Regions from separate parts of the Mus musculus genome. Here all the other regions are linked to region 2. Evidence: chromatin contacts called from ENCODE Hi-C or POLR2A ChIA-PET data. All regions are on one chromosome and are shown on one strand. Each heading gives the region's core, a stretch centred on a gene start or an enhancer-like site at or near the end of the contact. The rest is flanking DNA. Distances are from core to core; before and after follow the strand shown.

Region 1 (4,764 bases), core at 1,099-3,598, 47 kb before region 2:
TCCAGTCCAGCCTGGTCTATATGATGACTTCTACATAGCAATTTGGTCATGTATCCATGGGCAGAATTTTTTTTTTTTGAACCAAGAAAAACAAGAGGATTGCAGAGATTTTTTTTTCTGATGTAGATGATCATAATTATTCACAAGATTGTTTCTAATATTATCCTATATTATAATACCTCTTAACTTTGTTTTTGTCTCTTTATCCCCCTTCCCCCCAAACAGAGTTTCTCTGTGTAGCCCTGGCTATCCTTAAACTCACTGTGTAGACCAGGCTGGCAAAGAATTCCAAGATCTACCTGCCTCTGCCTCAGGAGTGCTAGGATTAAAGGTATATGCCACCACAAACTGGTTTATAAAATGCCCTGTCTAGCTGTGAAAATACTGTGACCGGATTCCCTCAAAGAGAATACTCTGATTTCCAGACTCTAATTTACAACATTAAGAATTCAGCAGAGGGGTTGGAGAGATGGCTCAGCAGTTAAGAGCACTGACTGCTCTTCCAGAGGTCCTGAGTTCAATTTCCAGCAACCACATGGTGGCTCACAACCATCTGTAATGGGAATCCAATGGCCTCTTCTGGTGTGTCTGAAGCCTGCAACAGTGTACTCACATATATAGAATAAAAAAATATTAAAAAAAAAAAAAACTCAGCAAAAGTGTTGGGGTCCAAGAGTTGCCCAACAAACCACACAAACAAATCCTGATCTCTGTAAGCCATCTGATCCTTGATGGTTTTTTGAAGGCACAACCTAAGACTCATAAGTCAGGTAGTAGACTTCAGGGGCTGAGCAACTACACAAATATCTTTTCCTGTAAGCTTATAAAAGGAGGAAAAAAACCCAAAGAACAGAAAGCACAATGAGATCACATTCAGGTGCAGGAAGGGCTCTGCTCTGACTCAAGCCATTTTAGACTAACAGTTCATGTTGACCTTTAATTTGATAGGTCCTACGTAAGGCTTTGTGGAAATTCTTAAGATTAACAAACCTCAAACAGAACATAACAGGATACGTGATCAGCATGACCTTGCTCTGAGTCAAGTTATTTTTCTGTGTCAGTGACTGGCAGGCATGTTACAGCAACAATCTGAAATAGCTGGCATGCATGGAACAAAATGGCTACAGCTATTCTGAGATGGGGCAGACCTCAACAAGAAGACACATTTTTTTTTCTTTTTCTTAGCTGGCTTTCCTTCCTTGATTGTTTGCTTTCTTCCTTTCTTCTTTCCTTCCTTCATTATTTATTCTCTCCTCCTCTTTTTTTTTTTTTTTTTTGTAATTATTTTTATTGTTTTGTTTTTTGAGACAGTGTCTCACCATATAGCTCTGGCTGTCCTGGAACTCACTATATAGCCTTTGCTCCTGAGTGCTGAGATAAAACGTGAGTGTCACCAAGCCTGGCGCCACTCTTTTCACAATTTGCATCACAGATTGCATACGTTCCCGATGGAAAATTAATAGTAGATAGACAGTTTACTTTTAAAACTTAATTTTTACATCCATACCAGTAAAACTCACAACAAACAGTACAATCAAATTCATTTAAGTTTGCAGGAGTTCCTTTCGTGACTAAAAGCTCATGGGGAATCCACCACATGCCACTTTCTTAAATAGAGAAGTGGTAGAATACGGAAGTTAGTATGGATGATTGTAAATTTCAATAGCTTTGTCCTTTCCGTCATAGCAAAGAGAGCTGCGTTTTCAAATATTAACTGATAAATTCAAATATTCTACTAGATCAGCCAGAAGGTCAATAAAAAGAAATAGTATTATTCCAGTTAATATTACTGAAAATTTATCGACGAGGGTCTGACATCCACAGCACAATTTTGAGAGTCGTTATCCTTATGATCAGAGGGGAAATTGATCCCGCTCTGCTCCCCTCCCACTCCTGCCCATTCCCCAGCCCCGCCTCAGCTCCTCGGACCTGGAAGGTTCGAGCGCCTCCCTCCCTTGTCCCCACCCCCACTCCCACTTCCTCTCCCCCATCCCCCGCTGCTGCCTCTGCCAGCTGCTAAACTGCTGACTCTCCCAGGATGCTCAAAAGGTACCTGCGGTATAGGTAAGTTTTCCGGTTCTGCGAGCCCCGCCGTTTCCTCCATACTCAGGTCTCCACCACGCGATTCCACACTGTGCAGCCGCTCTACCCCTCAACCCCAACCCCAGCTCAGTCTTGTACCGGATTCTTGACACTCCAGACTTTGACTTTTTAGTCCCACTTCCCAAGCTAACACACCTTGCTTCCTAGCTTCCCTGGCCTCAGTCTTCTAATCCCACCCACACTACACCCTTCCTCTACACCCAGCCAATGTACCACATCTTCCATCCTCTATTTCTGGGCGAGTGGGCCCGCCCAGCGGAGACCGGCCCCTCCCACTCTGTCTCAGGCTTCTTTCTGCCACAGCTCTTCCCTTCAGGTTGCTCTGCACAGTCTCCCCACACTCTTGCAGCCAGTCTAGACCAGAACTATATCTGGTAGGACCCTGCACCCCGATATCTGATCCCCATAGTGAATTCTGAATCTTTCAGATGCAAAACAGACAACCTAAGATCCCCATCTCACTATCATCCTCTCCACCACATACTGCATACCAAACAACAGGCTAAATTCGGATGCCAGAGTCCCATCCCCAAAACACAAACATGAGAAACCAAAACCAAATACTTCAATTTTGATTTGGAGAGAGACTTTTCAGGAACGTGGATTTGGGGGAGGGGGGAGGTTGTCTCAAGAACTCAGTGGTCAGTGTTGGGGTCCAGCAGTAGCCCTACATGCCACACAAACCCTGATCTCAGTCAGACAAGGACAGATAATTGGATGCATACCCTAAGACTGATCAGAATTTGGGGGCTGAGCTACAACCACAAACACTTCTCAGGACTGGTTTAAGAATGAAAAAAATCACAATGCGCTCATATGCAGGTGCAGGAAGTGCTGACCTGTGGTTTTCTCTGACCCAAGCTATTTTTGCTAGCCAGACAGAGCAGTTCTATCTGACCTTTATTCTGATTGGTCCTAAGTGGAGCATATAATTTTCAAAGTTCTTAAGATTAACCAACTTCAGAACACACAGAAGATAACAGGGTATGTGGAACACGACCCTGCTCTGAGTCAAATTATTTTTCTGTGTCAATGACTAACTGGCATATTACAGAAACAATGTGAAATAGCTGGCAGGCATGGAACAAAATGGCTACAGCTATGTTACAGGGACAGACCTCAACAGTCAGGACTGAATTCATACTTCATTGAACTTCTTTCACCACTAGATGGCGGACATGTCATTTTAGTAAAGCAGAAACAAGTTTGTCTTCATGATTCCAAAAGTGCTTTGAGATAAAACCTAGAACTAACTCTCTCTCTCTCTCTCTCTCTCTCTCTCTCTCTCTCTCTCTCTCTCTCTCTAGTACAGTGGTGTACGCAGAGAATCTTGCACGTCCCAGATGCAGAAAATAAGTAAGGTTTGTGGTCCCAACCCTAGAAAAGTCAGTTTTACAATCCAATGTCTAGCTCTGAGAAGCATGGAGGAAGAAGAGATGGTTAGGAAATAAGAAGGGAGAGAGGGGGAAAGGCTAAGAATTCCAAGTCTAGAGTTCTCTAGACTCCATACAACTACTGCAATCAGTAACCAAGAGCAGCTGTCCTTGCCTGCACTGGCCCCACACAAGACCACGGTCAATCTAGGAAAGGGAAAAGGCTTTACCTCTCAGGCATTGGCAATGGATAGACTGTAGAAGAAGAATCACTGGCTTTAGTTGTCATCCTGTGCTGAGCACATCAGGCTCCTGAACATAGCTTCAAACCCACAGTCTCACAAATGGCTCTGGTTCATCTTAGTGGGTGCCAGGCAATATGAATAGACATGAACAAAGTGACTGTTGGAACTGTGGACCAGGATAGCAGAGAGGTAGGAGTGAGAATGGGCAGTATTTGAAGTGGGCACAGAAACACACAATGCTGTGATATACATGCATTTTATCTTTGTGTGTGTGTATGTGTGAAATAACTAATAATAAAAAAATCGGGGCATTCATTCATGGTAGACAAGGTTTCTCTGTGTGAACCTGTGCTTAAAGGCCCGTGATAACATACCTAGATCAATTAAAAAAAAATCAGTGTGTAATTTCTTCTTAGTTCTAACAGTATCTGATGGATTTTTTTTTTTTTTTTTTTTTTCAGTTTTGAGGGCCAAGATGGCCTTGAATTCACTGAGATCAGCAGTTCCTGACTCTGGAATGCTAGGATTAAAGGCATGCTCCAACATGTCAGGTTTATTCATTATCTGGCTTAGTATCAGATAATAGAGTCAGGAAGTCTTGATATTTTTGTGTGTGTCAAGAAGTATTAAATATTAGTCTATTTGCTGCTCTTCAAAGTCCTGATAGAATTCTGTCAATTTGGTCCTGGGCTTTGTTTTGAAGATGTCATTTTATAATTGATTCAGTCATATTGCTCCTCTTAGTCTTGTTTATAATATTTGTTTCATGTCATTTATATTTGGTATGTTATATGTGCCTGAAAACTCATACACCTCAACTAGAATATCCTCTCTAGTACAATAGATGTCTTCAGTGTCAGTAGATAGAAGATCCACTTGTTAACTCATTTCTATCAAGTAAATTGTGCCTTTACCTTGGGTAACTATCAGGACCTTATCAACAAGGAAAGACACAAGGACAGGATGAAAGACTCAGGCTCTGAAGGCCAATCTTATCTTTATTTTAATCTTTGGGCAGAGGGCATGGAGAGGCAGAGGCTGGA
Region 2 (4,553 bases), core at 1,498-3,997:
AGAATCTCTTGATTCTTACCAAACCTCAGTTGGCATTATTTTCAGAATGAAGAAAATATAGAGAATGTGCTAGAATACCAAAAGATCAGAAATTCTTAAAACAATAAATAAACCTAGAGGCATTAGTTTTCATCATTCTATAATATATTAAAAACACTGAGATGAAAACTATTTAATATTGGTATGTAGACATGATCAGTGATGTACATGGAATAAGGACAGCATTATTCACATGCACAGTCAAATAAATTTTTATTTCCCTTCTAGTATCAGTTCTTCTGTAGAAAGTCTTCTCACTTCTAAAATAGATAATCCTGAATTATTTCTAGTGACACAGAATGTGGCAAAACTAATTTCATGACCCACTTCCACATTCACTTGAATTCCTTGCCATCACTTCACCAATCCTCCAACATACCTGGATCCTTAGCTACTGCCTCCTGTCTCTCCATCTTCCAGGTCTCTTTGTTCTGCTCCATAGGTGAGCTGGTCTGGGTGATCAGTGAGCCCTGCACATGAGAAAGAGATTCCTCAGAAAGCACCTGGATTTCTAACATGTGCTCAGTAGGTTAAGAGAAACGAAATTGAGGATTCTACAGTGAACCCTTCCCACTGTCACATAGTGTTGGAGTACTGAAAATATTCAAAAAAATATTTTCAGTTACCACAACTTGAACCACACGTCCAATCACAGCCCAGTTTAATCTCAGAGGCAGAAATGGACCTGAATGACTGGGATGAGAATATTATATACTAGTGAGGTTCTAAATTTATCCTGGATTAAAAATTATGGAAGCCTTATACTCACAAAGGAACACCCCAAAGAAGAGAAAGCATTTCCTGAAATCGGTCTTTGTTCCTGTGAGGATTTCACCTTACTCAGTAGAATGTGAGACTCATCCACAGAAATCTCACATACTTGCAGTCTAATTTGCCAAGAACCCAAAGGAGGAGCAAGGGAGACAGCAAGAAAACTATTTTCACCCACAGAAATCAGAGTTCCAATTCTGCAACATGCAGTCTGTACAGAGCCCTCTGAGCAGAGACCAGGCATTGCCCCTCCTCCTGGGAGAAGTCCAGAGTCACACCACTGATTGTCAACAGACCACAAAATAAAAGATAACAGTTTGAACATTCCTGCTGGTGCACAACTTTAATGTGAGCACTGAGGAAATAGAGGTGGGTAGAAATCTATGAATTCCAGTCCAGCCTGGTCTACAATGGTGACTTTTCCATAACAGTTTAGTCATGTGTCCATGGGCAGAATGCTTTTCTTGAACCATTAACAAAACAAGATTGCAGATATTTTCTGATGTAGATGAGTTATAATTATTCACAAGATTATTTCTAATATTGTCATATACTATAATTAATGCCTTTTAATTTTGTTTCATTCTCTCTGTCTCTTTCTTTTTGCTGCAAAACTGGGTTTCTCTGTGCAGCCTTGGGTTTCCTTAAACTCATTCTGTAGACCAGGCTGGCAAAGAACTCCACCTGCCTCTGCCTCTGGAGTGTTGGGAATATAGGTGTGTACCACCACCAAATGCTGTCTAACTGTGAAAACCCTGTAGCCTGATTCCCTCAAACAGCATACTGTGATTTTCCAGGCTCTAATTTGCAACATTAAGAACTCAGAAGAAGACAAAAAAAAATTTTTTTTGTCTGACTTGCCTGCCTTCCTTACTTTTTTTCTCTCCTTCCCTCCCTCTTATCCATCCTTCCTTCTTCCTTCCCCTTGTTTGTCTTGTTGTTGTATTTATATTTAAGTTTTTGGAGACAGGGTCTCACAATGTAGCTGTGGTAGTCCTGGAACTCACGATGTAGATCAGGTTGGCCTACAAACTCAGTGAGATCCATCTGTCTTTGTCTCCTGACTGCTGAGATAAAAGATGAGTGTCACCAAGCCTGGCGGCACCCTTTTCACAACGCTATATTTACATCACAGAGTGAATACACAGAGTTTTAGATGAAAAATTAATGGTGGATAAAACGTTGACTTTTAAAAGTTAATGTTTACATCCATACCTGTGGAACTCACAACAAATTGTACTCTTAATTAAATTTGCAGGTGTTCCTTTCATGACTAATATCTAGAAGCTTTCATGGAATCATAGTCCCTAGGTCCATATGCCACTCTCTTGAATAAGGAAGTGGTAGCACACGGAAGTTAGTATGGATAATCGAAAATCTCAAGAGCTTTGTCCTTTCCACCATAGCAAAGAGAACCGCGTTTGCAAATATCAACCGATAAATTTAAATGTTCTACTAGGTTATTCGTAGGAGAATATGTGGAGGGTAGAAGATCAATTAAAAATAGCACTATTCAGTCAATATTATTGAAAAATGTATCGACGAGGGTAAGACATCCAACAGCACAGTTTTGAGAGCTGTCATCTTTATGAGTTGCGGAGACATTGATCATGCTCTGCTCCACTCCCGCCCGTTCTGCAGCCCCGCAGCTCCTCTGACCTGGAAGGTTCCAGGGCCGCCAGGCTGCTGTTCCCGCCGCGGCGCTGCTGACTCTCCCAGGACGCCCCGCCTGGCACCTGTAGCTTTGGGGGTTCACGGGTCCCGCGAGACCCCGGCCGTGTGCTCTGCAGGCAAGTCTGCACCACGCGACTCCACACAGTGCAGACCCTAGGCCGGAAACGCGTTCTTAACACTTTAGGCTCTGACTATTTAGCCTCAATTCCTTAGGCTCACACACATTGCATCTCAGTATCCCTGCTGGTCACTCCTCTAAACTCGCCCACTCCACACCCTTCCTCTACACCCAGCCAATGTGTAACATCCTCCCATCCTCTGCTTCCGGGTGAGTGGCTCCGCCCCACGGAAATCAGTCCCTCCCACTCGGTCTCAGGCTTCCTCCCACAGATCCAGCTGTAAGGCTGACCTGGCCTTGATCTGCACGGTCTTCCCACCTGCTTGTTGCGAGCCTGGACCAGAACTGGATCTGATATGACGCAGCATCCCGGTATCTGACCCCCATAGTGAGTTCTGAACCCGTCAGATACAAAATAGGCATCCTAACACCCCCATTGGACTATGAGCCTCTGGGCCATATAATATATACCAAAGAGCAAAACAGGCTAAATTCAGATGCCAGAATGCCATCTATTAAAATGCAAACGTGAGAACTCAAAACCATATACTGCAATTTTGATTTGGGGAGAGACTTTTCAGGAACGTGGAACATAGTCTTCGTTTTAAAATAAAGAAAAATCCTACCTGATAAACAGCTTAAAGGAAGAAGCCATTGAAAAGTCCTACCCGCCTATGATGTCTATGAACCACATCAGTGGTCCCCAGTTACCTTTGCATAATTTTAGTTTAATATAAATTGCGGTGTTTTAAGATTTAAACTTCATTAAAAGCTTTTGCAAGTTTCTTAACTTTATGTTTCCATTACTTACACAGTTGTGATTTGTAAGTAGACCTCTGGGGAGTTAACATTTTCTTATACTATAATTGCATGGATTTTCAGAAAAACCAAGATGAAACAAATAATTGAGAAATCAGTAATCAGCTTTAGGGTGCAACTCAGAGTACATGTTTCTGTTTTTAAATATTTTTTCTCAGAAATTGATGAAGAAGAATTTAATGCACTCAGATTCACAATACTTGGGTAAACTAATGTACCATAATGAAGATTACTGTTTTGATGACCCAGACTTTGTAATATTAAAGGCTCCATTTAAAACATCAAAGGCCTTTTCTTTCTTTCCGGGGGGTGGGGGGAAAAAGAGAGAGAGAGAGAGAGAGAGAGAGAGAGATAGAATCACTAGATTCTTCAAAAGTTATTGATGTAAAGCAAATATTCTGCCAGATGTCAGAGTTTCTAGATGATTTGAGGCAGGTCTGCAGTGGACAGCTATTGCTTATTTCTTTCCTCCATTGTCTGAGTTCCACACACTGTTGTGTTTCTTAACTTTCCTTTTACAGTTATTCTCAAGTCAACTCTCTACAATGACTCCTGAGATCATTTACCAGAAGGGTATCAGTGTATCCTCCACTGAGAAGAAAATGAAGGATGTAATATGAATGAATACCTACATATAAGGAAGGCAATTACAGAACAATGCTACTTCATGGACTCACATTAGGTTTATATTTGTAAAAAAAAAAAATTCCAATCTGACATCAGCATAGTCAAGTAAATTTTGTTTTATACTAGTGTTAAGTCACTGTAATTCAGATACAATAAGGTGCAATGTCTTCTAACAGTTACAACAGGCAGGACACCTGTTGTGTCCTGCTCATTCACTTGCCCACCATGGTTGTGGCTATATCATCTCCATGTTTCTGGGCAATCTCATTTGCCTCAGACAGGTGACCAGATCTAACTTGAATGTAATAATCCATGTGTTCTCTGAGGTAGCCCATGACTAATGAAAGAATATTTAGAAAGAACACAAACGTCTATCACAGTACTGTACTCAGTATATGAAGAAAAGACAGAATAGAGAAATCTAAGGAATGATTTTCCAAATTCTATTTTCTGATCAGATCGTCACTATATTTAGGGAGAAATTTCTGTTTGCATATCTTGAATT
Region 3 (4,811 bases), core at 474-2,973, 39 kb after region 2:
AAGGCGGCTGAAGCAAACTATTCTCACCCACACAAACCAGAATACTGTAATTCTACAACCTCCAGTCTCTGTACAAAGCACTCCCAGCATGGTGCTGACACTGCCCCTCTTTCTGGCAGAAGTCCACAGTCACACTGGTGGCCGTGAACTGACCACAAAATACAAAACAACAGTTTGAATAGTGGTCCTGGTGCACACCTTTAACGCTAGCACTCAGGAAACAGAGTCAGGTGTAACTCAGTGACTTCCAGTCCAGCCTAGTCTACATGACAGGATGAGTTCTGGGCCAGACAGAGGGACACAATGGGTTCAAGCCACAGACAAAACAAACACAGGAACTAAGCCAAACTAAACCAAACCAAACCAAAAAACAGTTTGTGTTCATGGACAAAGTGGTTTTCTAGAACTAAGGAGACAAAATACTTTTGCTGTCTTTTTTCTGATATAGAAGAGCTAAAGTAATTATTTGAAAGATGATTTATAGTACCATCATATACAATATAATACCTTTTCTGTTTTATTTCTTTTTTCCTTTTCCTTCTCCCTCTTCCCACTGACATTTCTCTGTGGTTCTAGCTGTCCTTAAACTCCCTTTATGTACCAGGGTGGCAAGGAACTCCCAGATCCAATTGCCTCAGTTTCCTAAGTGTAGGCATTAAAGGCTTGTGATTAAAGGATTAAAGGGTTATAGGATACAGGGATTAAAGGATTAAAAACTGGTTTATAATGTCCTTTCTAACTGTGAACTGTAGCAGATGTGCAACTTGGTTATCATGTTGGTCCCCTAACAACTGGAGCAGAGGCTGTCTCTGACTCTGTTGACTGCCTTTGGATCCCCTTTCCCTAACTGGGCTGCCTTGTCTAGCCTCAATAGCCTCAGTGCAGTGCCTAATCCCACTGCATCTTGATATGCCAAGGAGGGTGGATATCCACAGGAGGCTTTCCCTTCTCTGAGGATAAAGAGAGGAAGGTGTAGGATAGGGGGAGGAAGGTAGTGGAGGAGTGAGAGACTAGAAGGAGAGGAAGAAGTGATGACAATCACTTCTAGTTATATTTACAACTATATCTACGAAACTCGCAACAAATATACGCTGAGATTCAGTTACATTTCCAGCCATTCCTTTCATGAGTAATAGCTAAAAGCTCTCTGGGGATGTTAAGTCACCAAGTATGTCCTGGGTATAACAGTGGAGTTAGCATGGATGTAAGTAAATTTAAAGAGCTTTATCCTTTATCTCAACAAAGAGAACTGGTTTGCAAACTTCAGTAGATAAACTAAAATATTCTACTATTCTACTATTTTGAATATTTTGGCAATCATTTGGTCAATGAAAAACACATCAGGATTATTTCAGTTTATATGCACTAAAATATATCGAGCCAGCTTACTTATGAACACCAGAAAAACTGATCACGCCCTGCTCTCTTCCGGCCCCTTCCCAGCCCCGTAGCTCCTTTGACTTGGGAGGTTTCTGAGCTATGGTTCCAGCTGCTGTGCTGCTGACTCTCCCAAGATGCCCCGCGCGGCACACGGCTGGCCGGCGTTTTACCTTCCCCTAAATTCCTCCCCGTTCTGCTATCCCAGGTCTACACTACGCGATTCCCTACGGTGCAGGGCCGTGAGCTCTGGACGTGAACAGGTCGTTAACACTTTTGGCTTTGGTTCTCAACTTACCTGGCTTCACTCACCTAGTTTCCCAGCTTCCGCTCACGTCACTCCTCTAACTCCTCCCACTCAACACTTTTCTACACTTCCTGGTAACGTCCAATGTGCTTGCACCCTCCGTTTCCGGGTGAGTGGCCCTGCCCCGCGGAGACCCGTCCCTCCCACTTTGTCTCTGGCTGCCTTCCACACAGGCCCAGCTGTCAGCTCGCCCAGCCTCCCCTCATGCTTGCTGCTAGCTAGACCAGAAGTGGATCTGGTAGGACTTTGCACCCCGATATCTGACCCCCATAGTGAGTTCAGAACCATTTAGATAAATGACCGGAAGCCTAACACCTCCTGGACTTCCAGCCGCTGGAATACATACTTTGTACCAAACAACAACAACACAGGCTAAATTCAGAAGCCCAAGTCCCATCCCCAAAACACAAACATGAGAAGCCAAAAGCAAATCCTAAAATTTTGACTTGGGAGAGACTTTTAAAGAACTTGGAATTTGAAAAGAAATAGGTGTCTCAAGAATTCAGTGGCTCTTTGCTATCCGCCCAGGGCCGAATTCATCCTGTGCTGTACTGATGTTACCACTAGATGGCGGTCTGTCATTTTACTAACTCAGAAAGGAGTTAGTCTTGTGATTTATGCTTAAAGTGAGAAAAACCAATTCTTTCTTTCTTTCTTTCTTTCTTTCTTTCTTTCTTTCTTTCTTTCTTTCTTTCTTTCTTTCTTTCTTTCTTTCTTTCTTCCTTCCTTCCTTCCTTCCTTCCTTCCTTCCTTCTCTCCTCCCTTCCTTCCACCCCTCTATTTATTTATTTATTTATTTATCTATTTATCTCTTTCTCTCTTCCTCCCTCCCTCCCTCCCTCCCTTTTTTCTGGAGTGTTGAATGCAGAGACCTTAACTTGCACAGATGCAAAAAATAAGGTATATGGTTCTAGTCTTAATATAGTCAGTTACTAGTTAGTTCATCTAGCTTGGTGAACACCAAAGAAGAGGTGGTTAGGATATAAGAAGGAAAAGAGGAGAGGATGGGCTAAGACACACTATTCTCTAGACTCCATACAATTATTGTAATCAGTAACCAACAGCAGCTGTCTTTATGTTCACTGGCCTCACACAAGACCACAGTCATTCTAGGAACTGGAACAGCTCACTTTACCTCCCAGAGGTTGGCTATGGATAGATTGTAGGAGAATAATCACTACCTTTAGTTGTCATCTTGTGCTGAGCACATCAGGCTCCAACACATAGCTCCTATCTTACTGGGTCCCTGGCAATATGAATAGAGATGAACACAATCGAGAGGTTTGTTGGAATTGTAAATCAGAAGAGCAGAGTTTTAGGAGTGGAATATGTACTTTATATCAAAAGTATACCAAAATATTGGGCAATACTTGATGTGGACATACAAATGCAATATGCAAGTGTGAAATAGCTAATAATAGAAAACTTGGGGGAGGTCATTCATTCACTCACTCATTCATTTGAGAAAGGTTTTCTTTGTGTAACACAATTATTAATGAAGTGTGCTACCATGCCCAGTTCAAAAAACATTTTTTTAAAAGAAACATATTTATTTCTTTTACATGAGTGCTCTATCTACATGTACACCTGCATACCAGGAGAGGGCATTGGATCCCATTACAGATGGTTGTGAGTCATGATGTGATTGTTGGGAATTGAACTCAGGATCTCTGGAAGGCTACACAGTGCTCTTAACCTCTGAGCCATCTCCTGAGCCCCTCAAAGTTGTTTTTAAATTACATCAGTCTATAATTTCTTTTTAATTGTATCAGTATCGGGTGGAGGACTTCTATTTGTTAAATTGTTTGATTGTTTTTGTTTTTTATTTTGTTTTTGCTTTTCAGAGCCAGGCTGTCCTTGAACTCACTAAGGTCAGCCTACTCTGCCTCTGAAATGCTAGGATTAATGGGATGGTCCACCAAGACTGGCTCAGAATCTGGGTTAGTATCAGGTAATAGTTAAGAGTCAGGAAGTTTTTCTCTTTTGTATCAATAAGTGGTAGCTGTTAAGTCACTTTGAAATTGGTTTTTTGAAATAAAATCCTGTCAATCTTGTTGTGGGGTTGTTTCAAAGATGGCATTTTATGCCCAACAGTGGGTAGGGGGAACTACCTCCAGTAGATAGAGGTGGAGGGACAGGCTTGCTGACCTTCAGTAAAAATTTTTGACCAAGAACTGTTCCTATTTAAAAGGAATGCAGGGGCAAAAATGGAGAAGACCGAAGCCTAGCATGGCTCTCCTCTGAGAGGCTCTACTAGTAGCTGATTGAGACAGACACAGGATAGCTTACACCTGACCATTGGACTGAAGTTGGGGGGAGGGGACCCTATAGTTGGATTAGAGGAAGGATTGAAGAAGCAGTTGGGGAGGGCAAACCCATAGGAAGACCAGAAGTCTCAACTAACCTGGACCAAAGGGAGCTCCCAGAGATTAGCCACCAACCAGGCGGCATATATGGGCTGGTCTGAGGCTTCCAGCACATATATAGCAAAGGATTGCCTGGTCTGGCCTCAGTGATAGATGTGCCTAGTGAGGCCCCAGGGAAAGGGGAGGTCTGATTGGGGGGAGGACCCTCTCAGAGGCAAGTTGGAGGAGAAGTGGGATAAAGAACTGTGGGAGGGGAGACCACGGAGCAGGGGCGGGGGAGTAATGTCTGGAATGTGAATAAATAAAATAATTTGTTTAAAAGGTGGAATTTTCTAATTGCTATGTGTAGTCACATTGCTATATGTAGTCTTGTTAATATTATTTATTTCATGTTGTTTACATTCGATATGTTATATGTCCTGGAATCTCACCTATTTCAATTAGATTTTCCAGTTTAGTGTAATAGAAGTCTTTATTATCAGTAGACGTAAGATCCTATTGTTACTCATATTTTAAATGTTGAGCCTTTACCTTGGGTAATGGTGAGGACATTACAAGATGATCGGTGGTGGCACACAACTTTAACTCCTCCCTGAGGAGGCAGAGTCTGACAGATCTCTGTGAGTTCAAAGCCAGCCTGGTCTACTGTGTTTCAGGTCAGCTAAAGTTACACAGTGAAACCCAGTTGAGAGAGAGAGAGAGAGAGAGAGAGAGAGAGAGAGAGAGTTATGTGAAGTTATGTGTACATGTAAGCCTTCAAA

What was found. Hi-C counts contacts between places; a loop is a spot of excess contacts on that map. ChIA-PET counts read pairs that join two places held with the same protein, here RNA polymerase II (POLR2A).
Region 1: a loop to region 2 is called in a map of heart, with 4 times the contacts of the local background. The contact joins the promoter of Zfp52 here to the promoter of Zfp53 in region 2. A Hi-C loop is called at or near these places in 5 of 37 maps with a recorded cell type or tissue (T-helper 1 cell, T-helper 17 cell, heart and 1 more). POLR2A ChIA-PET finds 5 or more read pairs at or near these places in 1 of 5 experiments (Patski).
Region 3: a map of left cerebral cortex shows a loop between it and region 2 (6-fold over the local background). The contact joins the promoter of Zfp51 here to the promoter of Zfp53 in region 2. A Hi-C loop is called at or near these places in 10 of 37 maps with a recorded cell type or tissue (gastrocnemius, heart and left cerebral cortex). POLR2A ChIA-PET finds 5 or more read pairs at or near these places in 3 of 5 experiments (Patski and embryonic stem cell).

What each region holds. Positions count from the first base shown.
Region 1 is chr17:21,533,123-21,537,886 of GRCm38, reverse strand. It overlaps Zfp52 (zinc finger protein 52), which reads right to left and starts at 2,348. Exons shown (of 5, transcript NM_144515.2): 1 at 2,054-2,348. It overlaps 9330136K24Rik (RIKEN cDNA 9330136K24 gene), which reads left to right and starts at 2,009. Exons shown (of 3, transcript NR_131123.1): 1 at 2,009-2,064; 2 at 3,416-3,459. It also overlaps a transcript of Zfp53 not described here.
Region 2 is chr17:21,487,182-21,491,734 of GRCm38, reverse strand. Zfp53 (zinc finger protein 53) reads right to left here and starts at 2,747. Exons shown (of 5, transcript NM_013843.3): 1 at 2,470-2,747; 2 at 419-509. The coding sequence starts at 479.
Region 3 is chr17:21,447,286-21,452,096 of GRCm38, reverse strand. It overlaps Zfp51 (zinc finger protein 51), which reads right to left and starts at 1,723. Exons shown (of 5, transcript NM_009558.4): 1 at 1,676-1,723.